Linked DNA regions of Mus musculus: all the other regions are linked to region 3. The links are chromatin loops, found by intact Hi-C in ENCODE. Cell type or tissue: heart. All regions are shown on one strand.

Evidence for each region. Peaks named below come from ENCODE experiments on the same cell type or tissue, not always from the same donor. Only the 100,000 strongest peaks of a DNase experiment are listed, where the experiment ranks them.
Region 1: it touches region 3 in a loop (5-fold over the local background); 5 of 42 quality-filtered maps call a loop at or near these places.
Region 2: a loop joins it to region 3, with 2.1 times the contacts of the local background. A loop is called at or near these places in 2 of 42 quality-filtered maps.

The regions. Positions count from the first base shown.
Region 1 is chr2:181,619,374-181,627,373 of GRCm38, forward strand. Prpf6 (pre-mRNA splicing factor 6) reads left to right here. Exons shown (of 21, transcript NM_133701.2): 4 at 1,196-1,274; 5 at 2,414-2,590; 6 at 2,789-2,944. Among named protein-coding and RNA genes, the nearest start is that of Prpf6, 22 kb to the left of the region's middle. In heart, a CTCF peak has its summit at 4,228 (motif pointing right); no DNase peak of the experiment used is centred here.
Region 2 is chr2:181,479,395-181,487,394 of GRCm38, forward strand. It overlaps a transcript of Zbtb46 not described here. Among named protein-coding and RNA genes, the nearest start is that of Abhd16b, 9.8 kb to the right of the region's middle. In heart, a CTCF peak has its summit at 4,472; DNase peaks (open chromatin) are centred at 4,337 and 5,227; H3K4me3 peaks cover 327 bases; H3K27ac peaks cover 2,410 bases.
Region 3 is chr2:181,675,828-181,683,827 of GRCm38, forward strand. It overlaps Tcea2 (transcription elongation factor A (SII), 2), which reads left to right and starts at 4,470. Exons shown (of 10, transcript NM_009326.3): 1 at 4,470-4,648; 2 at 7,386-7,448; 3 at 7,721-7,826. The coding sequence starts at 4,580. In heart, CTCF peaks have their summits at 826 (motif pointing left), 1,513, 3,119 and 4,492; DNase peaks (open chromatin) are centred at 1,464, 2,034, 3,174, 4,354 and 2 weaker places; H3K4me3 peaks cover 2,028 bases; H3K27ac peaks cover 3,204 bases.

The DNA.
Region 1 (8,000 bases), 56 kb before region 3:
CGTTTTACAGTGGAGACATGTGGCATGAACTTCCAAACCACAAACTCAAACCAAAACAATCTAGACTTTCACTTGCCACCTTGACTCCATTTATTAAGCAACATAGCATTGTACATAGGAATATAGGGTTTATAAAGTTAAAAAATAAAAACAAAAAACCCCAGCAAGGCTAGGGGGGGTTTGAGGGTTAGAAGATTTTTAGAGAATTTTGGTTATGTGGGGACTTGGCTAAACATTTTTAAATTATTAGGCAGAACATTTTATTTGGGTATATTCAAGGTGTGAGTCAAACTCCATAGGGTGGGGACCATGTCAAATTCTAGAAACAGGCTAACGCATGGTCAACTTGAATTTTGCAGCAAATGGAAATGAACTTCTTCTGACCTTATAACAAAACGGTTTCCATCCTTAAAATGGAGTCAGGCTGGTCCATTACATCTAACACTACAGTGTACAGGGTTAAAGTGTGGCCAGGTGTGCAGTTTAGGGGAGTAAAATATATTTTCCTGATAGTGTTCTTTTTTTTCTTTTTCTTTTTCTTTTTTTTAAAGACTGGGTCTCTCTACATAGTCCTGGCTGTCCCAGAACTCCCTACATAGATACATAGACCAGACTGGCCTTGAATTTACAGAGATTTGCCTACCTCTGCCTCCCAGTATTCAGATTACAGGTGTATGTTACTTTGCCTGACTACAATAGGTTTATTTTGATGTAAACATACTATTACTTGAATATCTCTGAAAGTAAGATACCCAGTTTATTTAGTTTTTGCCTGTTTTCTTTGGTAAATAATTGAACAACTAGATTTGCTACTATATCTATAGTTGCCTAAAATACATTCTAGTTAGCTATTAAATGTGTGGAATTGTTTTTGGTTATTTAATTAAGATATACAACAAACCAATTTTGTTTTGCAATAGATAATTTTCTTTCCTTAATGGGTTTCATTTTTAAGATTTATTTATTTTATATATATATGACTTTTTTGCCTACGTGTATGTATATGTTCTAAGTGCCTTCCTAGTGCCCATAGATGTCAAAAACAGGCATTCATTGGACCCCTTAGAACTGGAGCAGTGGATGGCTGTGAGCTACCACGTAGGTCCTGGGAAAATAACCCTGGGTTCTCTATGGGAACAAGTGCCCTAAGCCTACATGTGATATTTCTAATGCAGGTACATGTTTTATTTCCTAGAGAGCAAAGGGAGAAAGAAGAGATTGAGAAATACCGAATGGAACGTCCCAAAATCCAGCAGCAATTTTCAGACCTTAAGGTGAGCAGGTGGGCTAGCATTACTGGCTTCCAGGCCTTCACCTAAGCAGCAGAAGGCAGGACTGCTCTGGTGCAATGCTATGGAGCCTTTACTAATGATGCTCTTTACTTAGCTCAGAGGATTAATTGCTTAGGGAAGTTTGTGCTTCAGTGTCAGTTTGATCATCTGTTATATACATTAAAAAATAAAAAAAGGCTGGCGAGATAGCTCAGTGGGTAAGAGCATTGACTGCTCTTCCAAAGGCCCTGAGTTCAAATCCCAGCAACCACATGGTGGCTCACAACCACCCGTAATGAGATCTGACGCCCTCTTCTGGTGTCTGAAGACAGCTACAATGTACTTATGTATAATAATAAATAAATCCTTAAAAAAATAAAGCCAGCCGGGTGTTGGTGGCGCACGCCTTTAATCCCAGCACTTGGGAGGCAGAGGCAGGTGGATTTCTGAGTTCGAGGCCAGCCTGGTCTACAAAGTGAGTTCCAGGACAGCCAGGGCTATACAGAGAAACCTTGTCTCGAAAAACCAAAAAAATAAAAATTAAAAAAATAAAAATAAAGCCAAAAAAAAAAGAAATCCCATTTTTTACTGTTAAAGGTAGGAAAACAGTCTTTATTAAATTTCTCTTCATTTAGGCATAGTCTTTCCAAACTACCTATTAGACTTTGATCTGATAATTTACTTTTTGGTAAAATAGTGCCAACCCAATGAATTGATTTCTCTAAAGTAAGTGGAAAACCAGGGCTATCAGTGCGGCTCAGTAGGTAAAAGCTCTTGCATGTATCCTCGTGTATGCGTATGCACACATACATATACATTACATGCAATAAAGAATAAAGTTGTTTTTCTTTTTTTTTTTTTTTTTTCTTTTTTTTTGGTTTTTCAAGACAGGGTTTCTCTGTGCAGCCCTGGCTGTCCTGGTACTCACTCTGTAGACCAGGCTGGCCTTGAACTCAGAAATTCGCCTGCCCCCTCGTCCCAAGTGCTGGGATTAAAGGTGTGGGCCACCACTGCCTGGCTATCAAGTTTTTTTAAATGGAAAAAGCATTTCTGTCTTTTCTAAGGCACAATAGGCCAGAGGCTTGGGGAGAGCAAGTGTGACATCTAACAAGAACTCATGTTTGGGATCTATGTATCTCCAGAGGAAGCTGGCAGAAGTCACAGAAGAAGAGTGGCTGAGCATCCCAGAAGTTGGCGATGCCAGAAACAAACGTCAACGGAACCCACGTTATGAGAAGCTGACTCCTGTTCCTGATAGTTTCTTTGCCAAACATTTACAGACTGGAGAGAACCATACTTCTGTGGATCCCCGACAGACTGTGAGTATTTGAACAGAGGCAAATGGGGCTTCTTTAGTCTGGATGAGGGTGTGGTGAGAAGGGTGAGTGTTGATTGTTTTTGTAGCTAACTGTGCTGTGGCAAGAGTCAGTGTAGCCATGCCTCATTAGGACATAGAGACGAGGTGGGTGGGGATCTTCAGTATGACAGTTCAAACCACTGTCTTATCCTCACCCTAGCAATTTGGAGGTCTGAACACACCCTACCCGGGAGGCCTGAACACTCCATACCCAGGTGGAATGACACCTGGATTGATGACACCTGGTACAGGGGAGCTGGACATGAGGAAGATTGGCCAGGCAAGGAATACCCTGATGGACATGAGGCTTAGCCAGGTGAGAATTCGTAATGCATCTTTTCTTATTACTGAAATGGGGAAAAAGCAAAATATTTGGGGGATGTTGCTCAGTTGTTCGTCACTTACCTAGCGTGTGCAACAAAACACTCAATAATTAAAAACAGAAATGTGTAAAGTTTATCTTTGTGTTTTATCATGAAATTGATACTCTGCCCTGTCATAGAGTAGGTGAGATTCTTTCTACAGGTGAGTATTTGTGTGATTCTCTATAGGGCATGCCAACACACACAGCAAAACAAATAAAGGTCCAGCCCCGTTTGTCCTGCTAGTCTGTCCCTTGGTGGTATATGGCCATTATAGGGGATGAGTGTGTTCCCAACAAAGTCCATATGCTCTGTTGATAAAGCTTAACTCTGTAAGCACTGGGAATGAATTCAGGGCTCTATACTTGCTAGGCAAGTGTTCTACCACTGAACTAAATTCCTAACCCTTTGTTACTGTATTTTTGAAAATTTATAACAGCAAGTATTTTATAATAAAAAACTCAATAGCTTATTGATTGCACCTTTTATGTTAACTTGTGTATGCCTATTTTACCTTGTAAAATATGCAGTGTGATTTAATGGTTTTTTTGTGTGTGCTATTGGAGAGATGGACTTTTTTTATATTCTAGGTGAGCATGCTATGACTGAGCTGCATCTCTGGCCCTGGCCCTGGCCCTGGCCCTTGCTCTGCTCTGCTCTGCTTTTCTTTTCTTTTCTTTTCTTAGGCAGCATTTTTACTGTGTAGCCTCAGGCTGGCCTGTAACTTTCTATATAAACTAGGCTGACTTAGAATTCACAGAGTTCCTATCTTTTCCTCCCAAGTTTATTCTCAAACTCCTGTTTCAGCCTCTGTGTGCTAGAATCACAGTTGACTGATGCCATGCATGGTCTCAGTAGTTGATTTTCAGAGAAATTCTGGGTGGTTTTTCCTTTTTTTTTTCTCTTAACTTACTGTGTTTCGAATTCATAGACTTCTATGCAGCACATTTAAGTTAGCATTTTTGTAATGTCTTTGAAGTGGAATTTTTACTTTGAATATTACCTTCCTTGTTCTACACTCCTATCCTGGACCTGCTGATGATGCTCTGGCACCTGGCACAGCTGGATTCTGTTTGTTACCTCTGCCTGTTTAAAGTACACTGTCCATCTCTGAACTCAGTGAACTTCCAGTTTGTCAATTTTTTTCTAAAGATTTGTTTATTTTTATTTTATGTGTATGGGTGTTTTCCCTGTATTGTATGTCTTGTATACTGTGTGTGTGCAGTGTCTACAGCTGCCAGAAGAGGGCATTGGATTCCCTGGAATCAGAGTTAAAGATGAGCCAGCATGTGGATTTTGTGAATCAAAAGTCTGGGTTCTGGAAGAGCAGTGTAACATCTCTCCAGCCTTGTTAGTCTCTGAGGGTCTGAGAAACATCTTTATTGTGACAGTAGATTTTCCAGTTTGATTTGTATTTAATATCAGTGTCATTTTGTTGCCTTTGGTTTATTGTTTTTCCTCCAGAGCTGTTGTAAGAGCAGTGAGAAGCAATTAATGCTATTCTGTTTCATCTTCTCTTCTCTTCTCTTCTCTTCTCTTCTCTTCTCTTCTCTTCTCTTCTCTTCTCGTGGTGCCAAGGATGGAACCCAGGGCCTTGATTATACTAGGCAGGTGTTCTACCTCAGAACTATTATCTCCAAACTCAAACCAAAACAAACCAAAACAAAACAAAAATAAACAGAGCCAGGTGGTGGAGGAGCACACTCCCCTCTGAAGACAGAGGCAGGCATATCTCTGAGTTTGAGGCCAGCTTAGTTTTACAGAGTAAGTTCCAGGATAGCCAGGGCTTGTTTGGGGAAAAAAAAATCAAATACAAAAAACCTTCACAAAAAACAAAAACAAACAAACAAACCCAAAACAGGAAAAATATGTACCGTGATAACTTTACATCCTTTTTTTTTTTTTTTTAATTCTTTCTCTTAAAAAAAATTTTTTTTTCTCACTGTGTAGCCCTGACTGGGTATTCACTGTGTAACCAGGTTGGGCTCTAAATCACAGGTCCATCTGCCTCTGACTGGGGATTACTGGGACTAAAGGTGCGCACCTCTATGTCTGACAGGTTTTATTTTCTTTATGTCCCTCTCTACCCTTGATAAAAATAATTGTTAGGGTAGAACCCAGAGCTTCACTCCTGCTAGATAAGCAATATACTTACTGAACTGTACCCCAGCACTATAATTTACCATTTTAACCATTTTGCATGTGTTTATGTAAGACAGGGTCTTAGTATGCCTGTGGTTAGGCTGTCCTCTTACGTTGTTTAAGTGAGCCTCTTGCCTTGATGGGGCTACAGATATAATATGCCAATATAATATACATATATACAGATATAATAATGTTCATGATGCCTGGACATTTTAGTCATTTTTATGTTTATCGATGTAAGTACTTTCGCACTATTATACAAGCATCACTACCATCCACCTCCAAAACTCTTTGCCATCTCAAACTGAAACGTTTTTTTAAGATTTATTTATTTTATTTATATGAGTACACTGTAGCTGTCTTCAGACACACCAGAAGAAGGCATCGGAATCCATTGCAGATGGTTTTGAGCTACCATGTCCATGATGCTGGGAATTTAACTTAAGACCTCTGGAAGAGCAGTCAGTGCTCTTAACCACTGAGCCATTTCCTCAGACCCCCTAAAACTATTTATGTTAAACACTTAACAGTCTACCTCTACCCTAATCCTCAACAACCTCCATTCTGCTTTCAATAACTTAGATGGACTCATTATAGGTACTTTTCTTTTATTCTATTTATCTATTTATTTTTGGATTTTTCAATACAGAGTTTCTCTAGGTAGCTCTGGCTGTCCTGGAACTCACTTTGTAGACCAGGTTGGCCTCTGAGTGCTGACATTAAAGGCATGTGCCACCACTGCCTGACTGTCTGTCTTGCTGCTGCTATTCTTCTTTCTCTTCCTTCTCCTCCTCCTTTGTCTTTAACAGAGTTACTTAAAAAAAAAAAAAAAGATTTATTTATTTCATGTATATGAGTACACTGTAGCTGTCTTCAGACAGATCAGAAGAGGTCATCAGATCCCATTACAGATTCTTGTGAGACACCATGTGGTTCTTGGGAATTGAACTCAGGACCTCTGGAAGAACAACCAAGTGCTCTTAACCTCTGAGCCATCTCTCCAGCCCTCAATAGAGGAACTTTTAAAAAATGTTTTATATTCTTTTTTTTTTTAATTTATTTATTGATTATATGTAAGTACACTGTAGCTGTCTTCAGACACCAGAAGAGGGCATCAGATCTCATTACGGATGGTTGTGAGCCACCATGTGGTTGCTGGGATTTGAACTCTGGACCTTCGGAAGAGTAGTCGGGTGCTCTTACCCACTGAGCCATCTCACCAGCCCCCATGTTTTATATTCTTATTTTTATTTCATTTATGTTGGAATTTTGCTTGCAAGTATGTCTGTGGGAGGGTGTTGGACCCTCTAAAACCAGAGTTAGAGACAGTTGTAAGCTTTCATGCGCGTGTTAGGAATTGAACCCAGATCCTCTGCAAAAGAACAGTCAGTTTGTTTTTTTTTTTTTTTTTTTTTTTTTTTTTTTGGTTTTTTGAGACAGGGTTTCTCTGCCCTGGCTGACCTGGAACTCACTTTGTAGACCAGGCTGGCCTCGAACTCAGAAATCCACCTGCCTCTGCCTCCTGAGTGCTGGGATTAAAGGCGTGCACCCCCACGCCTGGCTGTCAGTGTTCTTAACCACTGAGCCATCTCCACAGCCCCCATATATTTTCATTTACTGTGCTTTTGGCTCTTTGTCTTCCTGGATCATGTTTAGCATGTATTAGAAATTTGTTCCTTTATAAGACTGAATAATATTTAATTGTGTGTATGAACGTATATTCATGTATTATTCATCAACCTCTCAGTGGACACATGCTTTGTTTCTGACTTTTGGTTCTGAGAATAATGCTGCTCTTGAACATGATCATACGAATACTTGTTTCAGACCTTGTTTTCAGTTTTTAAGGGTATATTCTCAGAAGTGTAATTGTGGCATAATGATAGCCTTGTTTAAATTTTTTAGGAACAGTGACACTGGCTTCCATAGTAGTAGTAGTTGCATTATTTCACAGCTCTAACTGCGTAAGGATTCTAGATTCTCCTCATTTTCCCCAATTTTTATTTTATGTTTATTTTTATTCATGTGTCTATGGTTTTTTTGTGTGTGTTGTGTGTCTGCTGTATGTGTACAGATACCCGTGGATGCCAGAAGCATCCAGTCCTCTTGGTCTTGGAATTAATAGGCTGTTACGAGTCTCCTGACATGGGCTCTGGAAACTGAACTCAGGTCCTCTGGAGGAGCAGAAAGCACTTTTAACTGCTAAGCCTTCTCTCTAGCTCAATATTCTTTCTGTCTGTCTCTCTGTGAGTGTGTGTGATGCAGTACATGTTTATGTGGGTTTATGCATGTCTGTATGCGCTTATGTATGGAAGCCAGACATCAGCTTTGGGTGTCTTTTATTCTCTTACCTTAGCCTTATTTGTTCGTTCTTTCTTTCTTTCTTTCTTTTTTTTTTTAAATTGGCAAATAATACCAAAGCCAGGGCTGTATAAAACAGAATGCTTCTGCCATGTTCTTCTTGGTATTTTTGTTGTTTTATTTTGAGACAGGATTTGGCATGTAATTGGCCTGAAACTATGTAGACCAGGCTAGTCTTGAACTTGTAGAAATTTTCTTGCCTCTGACTGCCAAGTGCTGGAATTATAGTTATAAGCTACTGTACCTGGCTTTTTGGAGGAAAGGTAGACAGTCTCATGTAGCCTAGTGGGCTTCACACTGTAGCCAAGGATGACCTGATCCTTCTACTGTGATCTTCCAAGTGCTGGGATTCTAGGCACGCACTACCATGCCCAGTCACTAGAAAAGTAATTCTTCTCCCTTCCCCTTTTTCTGTGCTTTGTGCTGTTATCCTGTCTTTTCTTAAGAGTGTTGAAAGGTGTGGTGGTACACCTGTAATTTCAGTACTTAGGAAGCTGAGGCAGG
Region 2 (8,000 bases), 200 kb before region 3:
CAGAAAAAAACATGCATTAAAAAAAAAAAAATTTAGTTCCAGGACAGTCAGAGCTCTACAGAGAAACCCTGTCTCAAAAAAAAAAAAATTAGCTAGTATCTCATAAAGACCAGATTATCCTCAAACTTCTGAAGATGACTTTAATTTTTAGATCATCCTGTCTCTACTTTCCAAGTGCTAGGATTAAAGGCACACACCACCATACTCAGTTCTTAGTGGTGCTAAGTATTGAACCTGAGGATTGGCAAGTATTCTACAGCTGAGGTGCATTTCCAATCTAGAATCACATCACTTGATGGTCTAGTCTTAAACCTTCTCATATCTTTTTGATTCTCTCTCAGCATTAACTACCAGAATCTCCATCCCTCAGAGCTGTGCATCTGTTCATAGAGCTGTAAGAGGGAATACCCAGGAATTCCATAGGCACCAATATCAGATGATTAAACTCCTTGTATAAAATGTAGGCTTTGCAGAGGCAGGCAAGTCTCTGTTAGTTTGAGACCAGACTGGTTTACAATAGCAAGTTCCAGGCCACTTAGGGCTATATGTAGTGAGATCTTGTCTCAAAAACAAACAAACAAAACAAAAATGCTTAGAACTTTAACATATCTTTTTTAGGTAGGCAAGTACTCTACCACTAAGATTCATCCATCCCCTAGTCATAGACTTTAACCTGTAGATGACTTATAACATTATAAAGAAATTGTGACATAGAGCCTTCTATGGCCAACCTACCATTAATGACCAACTAGGCCATCCTCTGCTACATATACAGCTAGAGTCACAGGTTCCACCATGTGTTTTCTTTGATTGGTGGTATAGTTCCAAGGAGCTCTGGGGATAGTGGTTAGTTCATATTGTTGTTCCTCCTATGGGGCTGCAAACTCCTTCAGCTCCTTAGGTTCTTTCTCTAGCTCCTTCATTCGGGACCCTGTGCTCAGTCCAATGGTTGGCTGAGAGCATCCACCTCTGTAATTGTCGGGCACTGGTGGAGCCTCTCAGGAGACAGCTGTAACAGGCTTCTGTCAGCAAGCACTTGTTGGCATCCACAAAAGTGTCTGGGTTTGGTGACACTTTTATATATGGGATAGAGCTCCAGGTGGGGCAGTCTATGGATGGTCATTTCTTCAGTCTCTGCTCTACACTTTGTCTCTGTAACTCCTTCCATGAGTTTTTTGTCCCCCCTTCTAAGAAGGATTGAAGTGTCCACACTTTGGTCTTCCTTCTTCTTGAGTTTCATGTGGTTTGTGAATTGTATCTTGGGTATTCCAAGCTTCTGGGCTAATATCCACTTATCAGTTGAGTGCATACGATGTGAGTTCTTTTATGATTGGGTTACCTCACTCAGGATATTTTCTAGGTCCATTCACTTGCCTAAGAATTTCATAAAATTATTGTTTTTAATAGCTGATAGTACTTCATTGTGTAAATGTGCCACATTTTCTGTATCCATTCCTCTGTTGTAGGATATCTGGGTTCTTTCCAGCTTCTGGCTATTATAAATAAGGATGCAATGAACATAGTGGAGCATGTGTCCTATTACAAGTTGGAACATCTTCTGGGTATATGCCCAGGAGTGGTACCACTAGATCTTCCAGTAGGACTATGTCCAATTTTCTGAGGAACCACCAAACTGATTTCCAGAGTGGTTGTACCAACTTGCAATCCCACCAGCAATGGAGGAGTGTTTCTCTTTCTCCAAAACCTTGCCAGCATCTACTATCACCTGAGTTTTTGATCTTAGCCATTCTAACTGGTTTGAGGTGGGATTTCAGGGTTGTTTTGATTTGCATTTTCCTGATGACTAAGGATGTTGAACATTTCTCTAGGTGCTTCTCAGCCATTTGGTATTCCTCAGTTGAAAATTCTTTGTTTAGCTCTGTGCCTCTTTTTTTGTTTTTGTTTTTCGAGACAGGGTTTCTCTTTATAGCTCTGGCTGTCCTGGAGCTCACTTTGTAGACCAGGCTGGCCTCGAACTCAGAAATCTGTCTGCCTCTGCCTCCTGAGTGCTGGGATTAAAGGCGTGCGCCACCACGCCCGGCCTTGTGCCTCATTTTTTAACAGTTATTTGGTTCTCTAGAGTCTAAATTCTTGAGTTCTTTTTATATATTAGATATTAGCCCTCTATCAGATGTAAGATTGATAAAGATCTTTTCCTAATCTGTTGGTTGCCATTTTGTCCTATTGACAGTGTCTCTTGCCTTTCAGAAGCTTTGCAAATTCATCTCAGATAACAAAAAACACAGGATAGTGAAAACTACCCTCAACAATAAAAGAACTTCTGCCGGAATTACCATCCCTGACCTCAAGCTGTACTACAGAGCAATAATGATAAAAAACTGCATGGTATTGGTACAGTGACAGGCAGGGAGATCAATGGAATAGAATTGAAGACCTAGAAATGAACCCATGCACCTATGGTCACTTGATCTTTGACAAAGGAGCTAAAACCATCCAGTGGAGGGAAAAAACAGTATTTTCAACAAATGGTGCTGGTTCAACTGGTGGTTAGCATGTAGAAGGATGCAAATCAATCCATTCTAATCTCCTTGTACAAAGCTCAAGTCCAAATGAATCAAGGACCTTCACATAAAACCAGATACTCTGAAACTAATAGAAAAGAAAGTAGGGAGGAGCCTGGAACACATGGGCACAGGGGGAAATTTCCTGAATAGAACACCAATAGCTTATGCTCTAAGATCTAAAATTGACAAATGGGACCTCATAAAATTGCAAAACTTCTATAAGAATAGCCTCTTAACCTTTCAGCATTCAATGGAGGAGCTAGAGGAAGGACCCAAGGAACTGAAGGGGTTTGCAGCCCCATAGGAGGAACAACAATATGAACCAACCAGTACCTCCAGAGCTCCCAGGGACTAAACCACCAACCAAAGAGTACACATGAAGGGACCCACGACTCCAGCAGCATATGTAGCAGAGGATGGCCTTGTTGGAAATCAGTGTGAGGAGAGGCCCTTGGTCCTTTGAAGGTTCTATGCCCCAGTGTAGGGGAATGCCAGGGCCAGGAAGCAGGAGTGGGTGGGTTGGTGAGCAGGGGGAGGGGGGGATAGGGGGGTTTTGGAGGGGAAACCAGGAAAGGGGATAACATTTGAAATGTAAAAAAGAAAATATCTAATAAAAAAAGAAATTGTATTCTCAGTTATGAATTCATTCTTCTTCCAAATATTTTAAACCTAAGGTTAGTTAAATCAGACCAGTTCGCACAGAGAAAAGAAGGTCCATTACCTTTTTGAAATACAACGGCAGCTGGGAAGATGGCTCAATGATTGTGAGCACTGACTGCTCTTCCAGAGGTCCTGAGTTCAATTCCCAGCAACCACGCAGTGGCTCACAACCATCTGTAATGGGATCTGATGCCTTCTTCTGGTGTGTCTAGAGACAAGCTACAGTGTATTCATATACATAAAATAAATAATTCTTAAAAAGAAGAGGAGAAGAAGAGGAGGAGGAGGAGGAGGAGAAGGAGGAGGAGGAAAAGGAGAAGGAGAAGGAGAAGGAGAAGGAGGAGGAGGAGGAGGAGGAGGAGGAGGAGGAGGAGGAGGAGGAGGAGAAGGAGAAGGTGAAAGGGTGGTCAAGCCCTACCTTTAAAAAAGAGAGAGAAAGAAATACAACAAAGTCTGGAAAGTCGGGTACCTTTAGTGGCAGCTTCCTTTCAAGCTCTGTGCCCTGGTCTGCAAGTCTTGCCTATCTTTCTACCTCCATCCTAGGTCTCTACAACCCACTGGCCTTGTTCTCATACCTCCAAAATACCCAACTTCCCTCAACCTTGGGGCTCTCCAGGTCCATTCCCTGAAGATTAATTCCTATAGGCCGTCTCAGTTCCTGTTCTATGTAGTCTTGTTTTGGGTCAAACCCTCCCTTGGGCCTTTATCTGCTGGTATCCAGGTGCAGTAGTACATACCTGTAATCTCACTGAGGAAATAGAGCAGAAAGATTAGTAGTTCAAGGTCTTATTTGGCAACATATCAAGTTTGAGATAAGACCTGGGCTTCATGAAACCTGTCTCAATAATTAAAATATCAGCTGAATAAACTGTTCTCCAGACAGTGAAAGTGGAAGTAAAGAGGGCAGTAATAAGGTGGGGAGGGGCACGGGGGGGGGGATCATCACAATAAAGAGCTACCTTCATTTGCCCTGACGACGTCCATGGCAGAAACCCAGTTAGGCAGAAGAGGAAGCCCACCCTGGCATCTGACGCCTGTGTGAGAAACTCCTGCTGCCTGGCTGGCACTGTCCCCACCCAGGTCCACAAGGCCCTGCCTGGGACTTTCCAAGGGCTGAGCCAATGACCAAGAGTCTCTGCTAGCGCAGTCAGAGCACCCAGGCATTTCCTGAGAAGCCTCCCTTCCTTTGCTCTTCTTCCTTTCTACCTCCCACTCCGGGGGTTTCCTAAGGCCGAGACCTGCTATTTTCAGTTGAGAGAGAGGGACTACTATTTTGACCTACTGCTGCCCCTACTGGAACCTGAGAAAAATAAACTGGAGGTGGGATTAGGCCAGGGATGGCAGGCAAGCTCCCTTTTCCCTTAGTCCTCCTTCCCAGATACACCTGGGAAGTGTAAGGGGTTTGACACAGAGAGATGGGATGCCACTCACTTCCTGTATGCTCATTCTAGCACTTCAAAGGTTTCTTGAGGCCTTATGGGCAGCTGGAGAATCCGGACAGGCACATGCACCCTGTTTTGACCCAGCTCAGAACAGTTTCAAAGTGGTGAAATTAGACAACCTTGTGGTTTGTGCCTGGGGTGGTAAACATCAGAGCTTCTCCTCTGTCTTTTACCCTCTCTGCCTCACTGCCTGCCCTTCGTGGGTTCAGGGTAAAGACCCAAACATTTTCTTGGTCCACAAATCCTGTGTTGGACCAGGTGCCTCCTCTGATGTGTGTACGTGTGGGTGGCTCAACCCTGAAGTCCCAGATACAGAAGCCACAGGAACCAGGGTGGGGTTACCCTCCAGGCCAATTTCCTTCCCTCTCCTTTGTCCCTTCTGTCTGTTCTTTCTCTATTTTCCTACCCACGATAGGTAGGTTCCATAGAGGAGAGGAAGAGAGGAAACTAAGTAGAAGGCCTGTCTGTCTGGGTTTGCCCTGGGATTCTGGCCTTTACCATCCAGGTATGGTGAGCTTGACCTCACCTGGGTGTCTGGGTGGATGGGGTGGAGGGAGCTGTAGCCCTGGAGCAGCTGTCCTAGACTGGGGATAATGCTGAGAACAGAGAGTGCCTGGGGGATGGGACAGGTTTCAGGGTCCCCTGGGATCAGCTCCGGGACAGTTGCCATTTTTAATCTGTGCAAGTGACTTAGAAGAAGCCGCGAGGGCCATAACCTAGATCAGCTCAAAGCAAGCTGGATATGTGAGCCCCCTCCCCCAACAATGTGCCAGAGGGTGATAGAGGCCCTGGTCATAGTCTTTTCTCTATCATGTAGGACACAAATGTAGGTCTATGATGGCTCTGCCTAACCAAGGCCTGTCTTCATTTCAACAGACACTTGGCTTTGAGCTGGCTTTCTCCTTCCCCGAACCCCCATGCTCAGATGGCTATAAGGCCATATACTCCCCAGACTGGGGTCACCCTTGAGCTCACAGTCCTGAATGCTCACTTATCAGCAGAAGCCAGCTTTCAGTCTACCACTCAGGGAGGTTCGAGGTGCAAGTCCAAGGTAGGAGAGCACAAGGCCTGCATTTGAGCCAGGAAACACTCTGCCTCTGCCCACCCTACCTGGGTACAGAGTGGGTTCAGCTTCAGACCAGACTTCGTTCTGAGAGATCACCCTGAAGCATAGCTGTCTTACTTTTCAGTGAGTTTCTGGGTCAAGGAATGACTACAGAGCAGGTTGACTTCAATCCCCCTGCCAAGTCCCCACTTTCTAGCATTGGAGCTCTCTAGCGCGGCAGGCATAGTGAGAGGAAGGTGACAGGGCGCTGAGCAGGATCCTCAGGTCATGCCTCAGTTCTCCATGGGGTTGGCATGGACTACCCCTTCTGTAGCAACTTATAAAAGCTTCAGTACCCTCCAGTTTTCTCATGGTTCCTTTCAAGAAGCCAGGAAAAATGAGAATAGGCTTTGCATTGTGGGGATCTAGGCACCCCTCACCGAGTTGAGTCCCCTTGCAAGTCTCTTTTTGGAATCATCTTAGCTAAATTGTTTTCCAGCCTCTGTTATTGGTTTTTAGGTCCCCAGTGGCCAAATAGCTAAGTCAGTTTAGCCAGGCTGGCGACATTGCTCAGCAGATAAAGGTGCTCGCTTTAAACCCGAGTTTAATTCCTAGAATCCATGTGGTAGAAGAGAGAACTGACTCCTACAAATTGTCTTTTAACCTGCCCCCCAACACACACACACACACACACACACACACACAATCAATCAATCACTGAAAACAAACCAAAAAAGTGCAAAAGAAAAAAAATAAAAAAAGGCAGTGACCCACCTTTTATCCACCCTCAGCACAGCTTTATTCAAGACCCAGGGATCATGGCTTTAAGTCCAGACCATAGTTTCTATCTGATCACCAGGAAGGTACCCAGGTCCTTTACAGGGGAAGGATTCCCAATGGGTTTCTGACTGACAGAGCAGAATGGCTTTTGCTGCTGTTCTAGTCAGTGGTCGTAACAGTGGTCAGGAAATCTATACACACAGGATAGATACACAGTAAAAGCTCAGAGCTGCCCTAGGTGGTGTAGAGCTTCCAGATACAAGATCTCTTCCAGAGTAGGAAAGACTCACTGGTTGAAAAGGACTTTTGCAAAAGGGTTTAAACAAATCACATGGCATCTGAAAGCAAGGGTCCTTGGAAAACAATTTGCTTGTGCACGTTGCAGCCATTTTTGCAGAGGGGAAAGCTCTAGAAGTTGGTTGGGGACACCTGACACATTAGCAGGACACCCAAGACAGTAGCTTGCTGCTGCAGCAGTGAAGCCCATAACACACTGTCAAGAAAAGCAAGCTATAGTGTGTGTCAGATTTATTCCTGTACACAGAAATAACAAAATAAGAGGCTGTAGGTATGACTCGGGTGGTGGAATGCTTGCTTCCTGACCAGAGTTTGCTCCTCAATGCATAAACAGTATGAAGGTATGGATCTATAAGCTATAATCCCAGCACTTGGGAGGTAGAAGCAGGGTTATCAATTGTTCAAGGTTATCTTCAGCTACATAGCAAGATCTGGACCAATCTTGGATATATGAAATCCTTTCAAAAGAGAGAAGGAGTGGGGCAGGGTTTGTATGGATACAGGCTTGTAGAGAAAGGACAGATAGAGTGTCTAACTTGGGATTTCAAGGAGAAGGATAGAAAGAAGATCCCTGTCTAGGGGGCTGAATGAGAATGTTAAATTTTGGCTAACAATAATAAATACTCACTTTACATCAAAACCTGAATATTTCCATAGTAGAATACCTAAGGTCTCTCTTTTGAGGTTCCCAAACCAGAAGGGAGACTGCCCCCTGACCAAACAACAATCCTTCATAATATATCTGAGAGCCCAGAGACCAACTCAGGATCAGTTTCCATGGAGAGACTGTTCACATTCACAGGCTGTAGAAAGGCTGTAGATTGTGCCATGCTCAGGAAAGAGGTGGTGAGACCAGAGAACTCTGACTACATCTGATACCACCCAGAGATCTATGGGAAGCGGCATGGCCATTCTCCTCACCACTGACAAGGGCCTGACACCAGTCTACCCCCTCAGGCCAGGTATAGGGGTACCAGCAGCAGTACTGTGTAAGGATTAGTAAGTCTCCCTCCCCTTCAGGCTCTGGTAGGATTTAGGCTCTTCCTCTTCATGTACAAGATATGTTGTCTAAAGGGTGTGTGCTCCAGAAGGGCTTTATCACCCCAGAATGGGTTCTAGAGCCCTCTGGGTCCTTCATCCTGGGTCAGAGGGAGACAATGGGGCAGCTCTTCAAGGAGCCAGGAAGGAGAGAGCTCCCCACCCACCCCACTGTCCTTGAGGGTGCTTGATAATTAATTCTCTGTGACTCCA
Region 3 (8,000 bases):
GGGTCTGTGGATGTTGCTGTCTTTGTTCTCAAGAGTGTGTCGGTCCCCTTGGTGGTACTTTGCCTATAAGGTGGGCTAACTGCAGGCAATCGCGGGTCTCTTAGGTTACTGGAGCGAGGTATCCATCCCGAATGCCCTGCCAAGTTAGGCTGGCCCCTCCCTGCTTTGACAGATTGGGAAATGAAGATAAAAGGAGACTAAAGCAGAGAAAAACATCTATCTCCTTTTTCTCCTTCCCCACTCTCTTCCCTCTCTTCTTTTTCTTCCTCTTTCTTTTTCTTTTCCTCCTCTTCTTTGGTTTTTCGAAAAAGGGTTTCTCTGCATACCTCTGGCTGTCCTGGAACTAGCTCTGTAGATCAGGCTGGCCTGAAACTCATAGAGATCCACCTGCCTCTATCTTTCAAGTGCTGGGATTAAAGGCATACACCACCACTGCCTGGGTATTTTCCTTCTTTTTTAAAAAAATGTTTACTGGATTGGGCATGGTTGCCTGCCTGGTATATGAAGTGAGTTAGCCAGGACTATGTAGAGGCCTTGTTTCAAAAACAAAAACAAAGAAACAAAACAAATCAAGATGGCTCTGGAACTCTTCTGTGTAACTCAGGCTGGCTTCTGCCTTCTGAGTTGTGGGATTGTAGGTGTAGTATCACACCCAGCTTCGTATGTTTTGTTTTCGTCTTTGTTTTTTTCTCCCTTTTCTTTTCCTGACTGTTGACAAGTAGCTTTGGTGGGGACCCAGCTGGCCATGTTTAGGGACTTCCACTCTCCTTTGTTCAGAGACAGAATTCATTATTTTGGTACTGAGCCCCCTGCTGGCACCAGACTGTCTTCTGAGATAGGAAATTGGAAAAGAACAAACAACTCCAATCCTTGCTGTAAGATGTTTCCATTCTGGAGTAGAAAGGTTAAAAATCAATAAATCCACAAATAAGCCAATATCAAGAGTACTGGGTATGAAAATAGGGCTATATCAGTATCTATTTTTTCATGACTGGTTTTTGAGCTCAAACCTGAAAGAACCGTGAGGAAACCATCCAAGTAGCATGCTACCTACACCGATGGGGAACTGTTTAAAGCCACTGAAGAAAAAAAGGGAGCAGGTGTATGTATGGAAGGGCAGGGGTTAAGCATGAGGGCCAAGAGGCCAGGTGGAGCCTGGAAGGATCTTGCTTTCTCCTCTGAATGAGATCTGGGAATACTTTTCAGTGACTTAGCATCCTACAGGTCCAGCATAGCTTTGCTTCTGCAGCGGCTTAACTATGACTGACTTGGTCCAGGCGGGTCTTTGCAGGATGGCGGGACAATTCCACAGGTTTGCTGCCTCTGAGTCAGACCTCTATGCTTCATCCATTGCCTCTGACCTCCTGGCTGCCTGGGGCTCCTTAGGGTAGGAGGGTGGAGTGGCCGCCAGGCTGGCGGGCTGGCAAGGGAGGGGGGCAGCATTTCTGGGAATTGTGTCAGGGAAGCACATTGTTAGAGCAAGCCTGCAGCTAAGGCCTCACTGGCCTCTAGGGGATGTCTCCTGCCTCCCTAACACTGCCTCTGGGGGAGGAAGCTGGGTCCTGGCCAGGCTGTGGGCTGGTGGGGGACTTTCCAAGCAGACATTTCCATAAGCTTATGGCTCTTCCCATTCTGTAGTCTAGGAGACTGAGGCTCAGAGAGCTCGTATCCATCTACACAGACAAAACCAATATCCACATGCCTAGCTTCCACTTTCTACCTCATAATACTGGAGACCCTTTTATCTGTCACTGGTCCCTGCCTTGTCTGACCACAGAAGCCAGTGTCCAAGGAGGGCCTAAAGTGGGATTGGCTGTGGTTGTAGATCCACAGAGCCCTATGGTGAAGATCTGCAACCCCCAAGATGGGCAGAGGACCTGAGAACTGCATGCAGGGGAGGGACTATCATATGGTGACAAGGATATAGGACCTCCTGGAGCTTAGGCTCCGTGTGAGCTTGGCAGTGTGAGTCTTCCCACCCACCACCGCCCTGCCTTGGCCAGAGGGGAAGCATTCAGGCCACCACTGGGGTCAGGGCCAGCTCTGGGCAGACATAGATGGGGGGCAGGGATCACAAATAGAAAAATAAATGGCTTGGGCTTCCGATGTTTCCTGAACTGAGGAAGGGGGTAGGGCAAGCTTTGGGTCAAAGGTACAGTTGGCCTGGTGGGGCAGACCCTGGGGATGTCCCATGATCCTATCTCATTAGATCATTGCCTGTCCTTTTCAGACCTTCAAGCTGGGATATCTCTATCCCAGGGTCCCTAGGATAGGGCTATGTTGCTCACTGAGGACTCTTGAAGTCAGAGATCCACTTCAGGGGCAGACTCTTAAGAAATATTGGGAGTGTGCGCCCCAGGAAGGCTGGGTGCAAAAGCCGTTGGTGAATTGTTAGGATACCTCATCTAGGTGTTCTGGGAACTTGGAAAAGACCCCAGTAGTAGATTGGACAATATAGATAGGTAAGGCTGTCTCCCAGAAGCCTTCTTTCCCACCTGGTATCACATTGTCCAAGAAACTTCTTATCTCCAAACCCAGGCAGGTGTGTCCTCCACCACCTTCAGAAGGCTAGGGTAGAGGACAACACCACACTGGAGCGAACACCTGGGTGAATCTATGGTCTAGATGTTTGGTGGGGAGGTTCCACTGAAGATAAAGCTCTGAAAGTCAGCAAGGTGTATGGGGGTGGGGTGAGGTGGGGGAGAATCTGGGGTGGGAGGTGACTTTTCTGATCAAGGGCCAGAAGGTTCGATTTGGAGCTCTTGTAGGATCTGGGATCAGGACTTTTTGTTTCTGAAACATGTCTCTCATATACATATCTGAGGATAACCTTCAACTTCTGGCCTTCCTGTCTCTATCACCCAAGTGCTGAGTGAACAGGCACGTACCTGTGATGCCTGGTTTGTATGCAGTACGGTGGATTGAACCCAGGGCTTCCTACATGCTAAACAAAATACTATCAACTGCGCTTTCTAAAGTTGGAATTTTCTAAGGTTGCAATGTGGAAATATCTGGCTGGTGAGTACCAACCCCACAAGTAAGGACCCCTCAGGATTGAACACACCTTTGATCTGGCTTCTTGTGACATAGCTCCCCTGCTGGTGATCTACTGGATTTTCCTCAGGAAAGAGCCTGTTCTTGAGCAGATCTGTGGGTGGCTCCTGCCACCTACAGGCTGCTGTTGCTCATCATTGGGACCAGTCAGAGCTGGGACTACTCAGTAGGCAGTCCCTTGATGGGGTCAAGTCATCAGCCAAACACAGCATGGCTGAAGGTCCTGTGGTTCTCTTACTGCCTGTCTTGTGGTAGGGTCCTGAAAGCATTAATTCAGTACTCAAACACAGGGTTCCCTTTCCCAGAATTTTTGTTGTTGTTGTTGGGTTTAGCTTAGAGCAAGGGCCCAGCTCTCAGTAAAGGGCAGAATGAGAGGTGGTATGAAACTAGAGAGCTGGGTTCAGCCATCACTGCACCTCTGGAAAAGCTTTGTTGCCTTCAAGAAGTTCCATGCCTTTTTCTTATGGTAAAGATGTCATAACTGATTAAAACGGTCAGCTTAGGTCATTTGTGTATGTCATTTGCACTCTGGCCTCCTGGGTACAAAAAAATTCAGATTGACTTTTAGTACCAGCACACCTGCCACCATGTATAGGACAGAAGAAGAGCAGAGCACCATTCTCCCTTTCCTGGACGTGGTTAGGGTCTTCCTGAGGTAATGCCTCAGTAGCGGATTGCCTCAGTACCCTGCCCTGTTCTCAGTGTAAAATATGAATCGGAGGCTCCTGATCGCAGCCTCTGTCATTGTCACTTCACAGGTTGGGAGACTGAGACGTACAACAATGTGCAGAACTTGGGGTTTATACCGTTAGGTTGACTTCAGAACCTGAATAGTTCTCCCCACTCCCACCCCCCACCCCCGAGACAGGGTTTCTCTGTGTAACCCTGAATGTATTGGAACTAGCTCTGTAGACCAGGCTGACCTTGAACTCACAGGGATCTGCTTGACTCTCTATCTCTCGAGTGCAGGGATTAAAAAGGCATGAGCCTACATTGCTTGGCTAAAGCCTGAATTCTTGCGGAGAAACCGTTTCAGAGTCCCGGCCACCTGCGCAGCGCCAAGAAAGCCCCCAAACTCGGCTTGGTACCAAGTGAAGTGTGTGGAGTGAGCTGAGTGACTCTCGGAAGTGGAGGCGATCTAAGTGCACTAGTGAAGGCGCGACCGGCCGCCAGGGCAAGCTGCTCAGATGGGTTGAATTAAAGACCTGAGCGCAGTAGGGTTGTCCTTCTCCCTCCTCTAGGTCCTCCCTCCCCCTGGCATTCGGTGGGCACGTGGGGCCGTGGTCCGGCGGAGATACCTGCGGAACTACCTTTTCCAGCGGGCAATCAGGCCGCAGGCCGCAGGCCGCGCAGTCGTCTGGGAGTTGTGGTCCCGGGGGCGGGGACTCTTTTTTTTTTTTTTTTTTTTTAATTCTGTCGCACGCGGCCGCCAGGCGGAGGTTTGGACCGCGGATCTAGGCGGCGGCGGCGGCCGAGGTCAGGCCGGGCGGCGCAACCGGCACAACCCGCCGCCACCGAGGTAGTGATGGGCAAGGAGGAAGAGATTGCTCGTATCGCCCGGAGGCTGGACAAAATGGTGACCAGGAAGAACGCGGTGAGGGGCGCGGGCCGCCAGGACCCTGGGGCCCCGCTCCGCGGAGACCGTCTGAGCCTACCCTCGGGCAGAGTGATACCTAGCCCAGTCAGTCGAGACCCCTTGCCCAGGCCCGCCCTCCACCCTGTCCTGGGACTGCCGCTTCGCAATGGACGCCGCGTTGACCGAAAGCTACCCTCTGTTCGTCGCCCAGCGGTGGCCGCGGGCGTCCCTGGCCCAGCCGTTGTCTCCCCTGTCTGCCCCCCACCCTTCAGCACCAGGTTTCTCTTAATAAATTTTTCCCCTGCTTAGTCAGGCCTCAGGCAACAGCAAGTCGGTTTGGGCAGACAGTTGAGCCTGTGGCGTTGAGACCCCTGGCCAGTGTGGGCTTGGCAGTCCAGCCTGCCTTCCGACCATGGTCACCTGCGTAGCCTTTGAGGAGCATCCTTAGGGGATGATGGCACCTGCAATCTTGCCTTCCGTGGGTGGGAAGGGACTTAGGAGGTGGCTTTAAGACTGAGTGACTCTAGAGCATCCGCAGCACCGCTCTGAGGGCAGCCCAGATAGTGGCTGAGTCATGAGTCTGTACAGCCTCCCCAGGACTGTGCTTGAAGTAGAAGGCTGCAGGACAGCTTTTGGGGATGAGCAGGATTGCTCTAGGGGTTGGAGGGCTGGGGTCTAAAACAGGAAGTAGGTTAAGTGCCCACATAAGCCTTTACACTGGAAACAGAACCCACTTTGCAATCATCTGGGCTACAGAGGCCCTGCTGGAGCTTCTTTCCGGTAAGAGAAAGCACAAATGACAAACTTGGAACTAAGGGTGGCAGAGATAGGATGGGAATCCAAAGGGAGACCCAGTAAGGATGGAAGGCCACAGATAGGACTGTACAGTTGAGAAGGGAACCTGCAGAGGTTCCAGTAGTCCTTGAGAGAGGCTCCTTGGAACAGCTGATGGTTTATCTGGGTTTTCATTATGGGAGTGCAGGGCTATTGTGGATGCATGCCCCTGGCTCCAAGGATCAGGTCTTCTTAGCAAAGTCAGCCACCTCAGGGCTGATTGGTGTACAGCTTACTAACTTAGGGCCATGAAACAAGGCTGCAGCCTGAGCAGATAAGTCACACAGATTGAAGGGTCAGCCCCAGCCCCTACCACGGCTGGATGGGTTGGTTTTCTCTGCCTCTTTGTGGCATATAAAGACAAATGAGCTCATAGTGGAAACTTGGAGGACAGCAAACACAATAGTGTTGGGTGTTAGAAGAAAAGGCTGTCTCAGTTGTAGGAAGGAGGTGTTTGAATATAACCTGGAAGTGGTAAAGAGAAGAGCAGCCTTAAGCAGAGTGAGGTTTAAGGTAGGAACCAGAGGAGCCTGCCTACCCTTGAGGTTCAAAGAACAGAGCTTAGGCAGAGGAAGAAAATCAGGGTTTTCTGTTACAGTACCTAGGAGGAGGGTGGTGACCAGTCTGGAAAAGAGATAAAAAGTGAGACTATGGGATTTGTAGGTGCTGGCTTTAAGAAAAACTTCCCTTTGTATATTTAATTTTATTTATTTTACATTTGTTATCTCGGTGAGTGTGTAAGTATGAGGACAACCCCTGGAAATTGGTTATCTCCTCCCACCATTTGGGCTCTGGAGATTGAACTTAGGTTGTACAGCTTGTTGGCACCTTTATCTGCTGAGTCAACTCACCTGCCCACCCCTTTGATAGTGGGTATTGAACCCAGGGCCTTAACTTACCAAGTGAGAGCTTTATCACAGCTGTGTCTACACAGCCCTCTCTTTACTTTGTTTTAAGACAAGGTCTCATTAAGATGCCCATGCTAATCTTGAATTCACTCTGAAACTCAGGTAAGCTTTGAACTTTTGATCCTCTTGCCCCAGCCTCCTAAGTATCTCTGAGATGATAAGGCCTGTGTCACCAGGTTTGGTAGTTTTCAATTAGCAATAATTGTGCCTCTGATAAACCTTGTTGGCTATGGTGCTGTTACTTTGCAAATCTGTGGCTGGAGTAGAGATTCCTGAGAGTTTAGGTAGAGGCTTTTAAGGTAGGAACAGGAAGAGCCTGCCTACTCTGGAGGTGCAGCCTGCCTGTAGATGCTGGGGAAAAGCCAGGGCAGAGGAAGGCAGCCAGGGTTGTCTGTTACAGTACCCAGGAGTAGTGCTGCCCTGATGGGTAGGCGCTTTGAGGAGAGGCTGCTCTCCCACCACAGCACAGATGGACCAAGGTTAAAGAACCCGTGCTATACCCGTGAATGTCCTTCCGTGTTGAGCAGGAGTTGGGGCATTTATTTTCTCTAGTAGTTTGTTCAGTGTCCTCCTGTGGTTAGTTACCATGATGTCTGGAGATCACCGTAGATGCAGGATGAGAAACCCCCTGATCTTTGAGGAGAGCACTGTTGAGCTGTTTGCCTCTATTCCTGCCCTATGGCAGGAGCAGTAAAAAGCCCCTGTTGTGATGTAGGAACAGGTATGGAGTGCTCTGGGAATCTCAGGGTAGAGGAGTGGCTTCTTTCTGACATGTAAGTTGCCCCCTGGTGATGACAAAGAGGTAGGATTGTCCACTATGCCCCCTGACAAGTGTTTTCTGTGTAATCCTGGCCATTCTGGAACTCCTGGCCTCACTCTGTAGGCCAGGCTGGCCTTTAACTCAAGATTCACCAGCCTCTGCATCCTGAATCCTGGGGTTAAAGACATGCACCACCACTACCCAGCATCCACTAAGGTTTAAAGTCCTTTATGAACATCCCGTTTCCTTTCAGGAGGGAGCTATGGATTTGCTGCGGGAGCTGAAGAATATGCCTATTACATTGCACTTGCTCCAGGTAAGTGCTTCCTGTCTTAGCAGGGCTCCCTATATTAACTCCCACATGGCTTAATTGGCACAAACAACTTTGTTCTAAGGAGAGGATTTCTGATTCTCTCTGGTCATAAGAGAGGTGGGAGGTAGGTCCCTGGGTCCCAAATAGCCATTGGGAGAGATGTTTTCTGTCCCTGCCATTCCCCAGCTGTCCACTGTGGGAGCCAAGAGTCCTTGGTGAGGATCCGCCTCTGGAACAGGCCCCTCCGCCTCTGACTCAGGCCACTTGTCTTGCAGTCCACCCGTGTTGGGATGTCTGTCAATGCTCTGCGCAAGCAGAGTTCAGATGAGGAGCTCATTGCACTTGCCAAGTCCCTCATCAAGTCCTGGAAGAAGCTCTTGGGTGAGTCTCAGAATGTAAAGGGAAGCTCTTGCTGGTCAGCACAGCATAGAGTGCTGGCTCTGCTACCCTGATTGAAACTATATATGGTGGGATATGACAAACATAGATCAGAAAGGACTCATCCCTGGGCTGGACATGGATGAAGATGGTAGAAGATGGATGTCATCTGTTGTG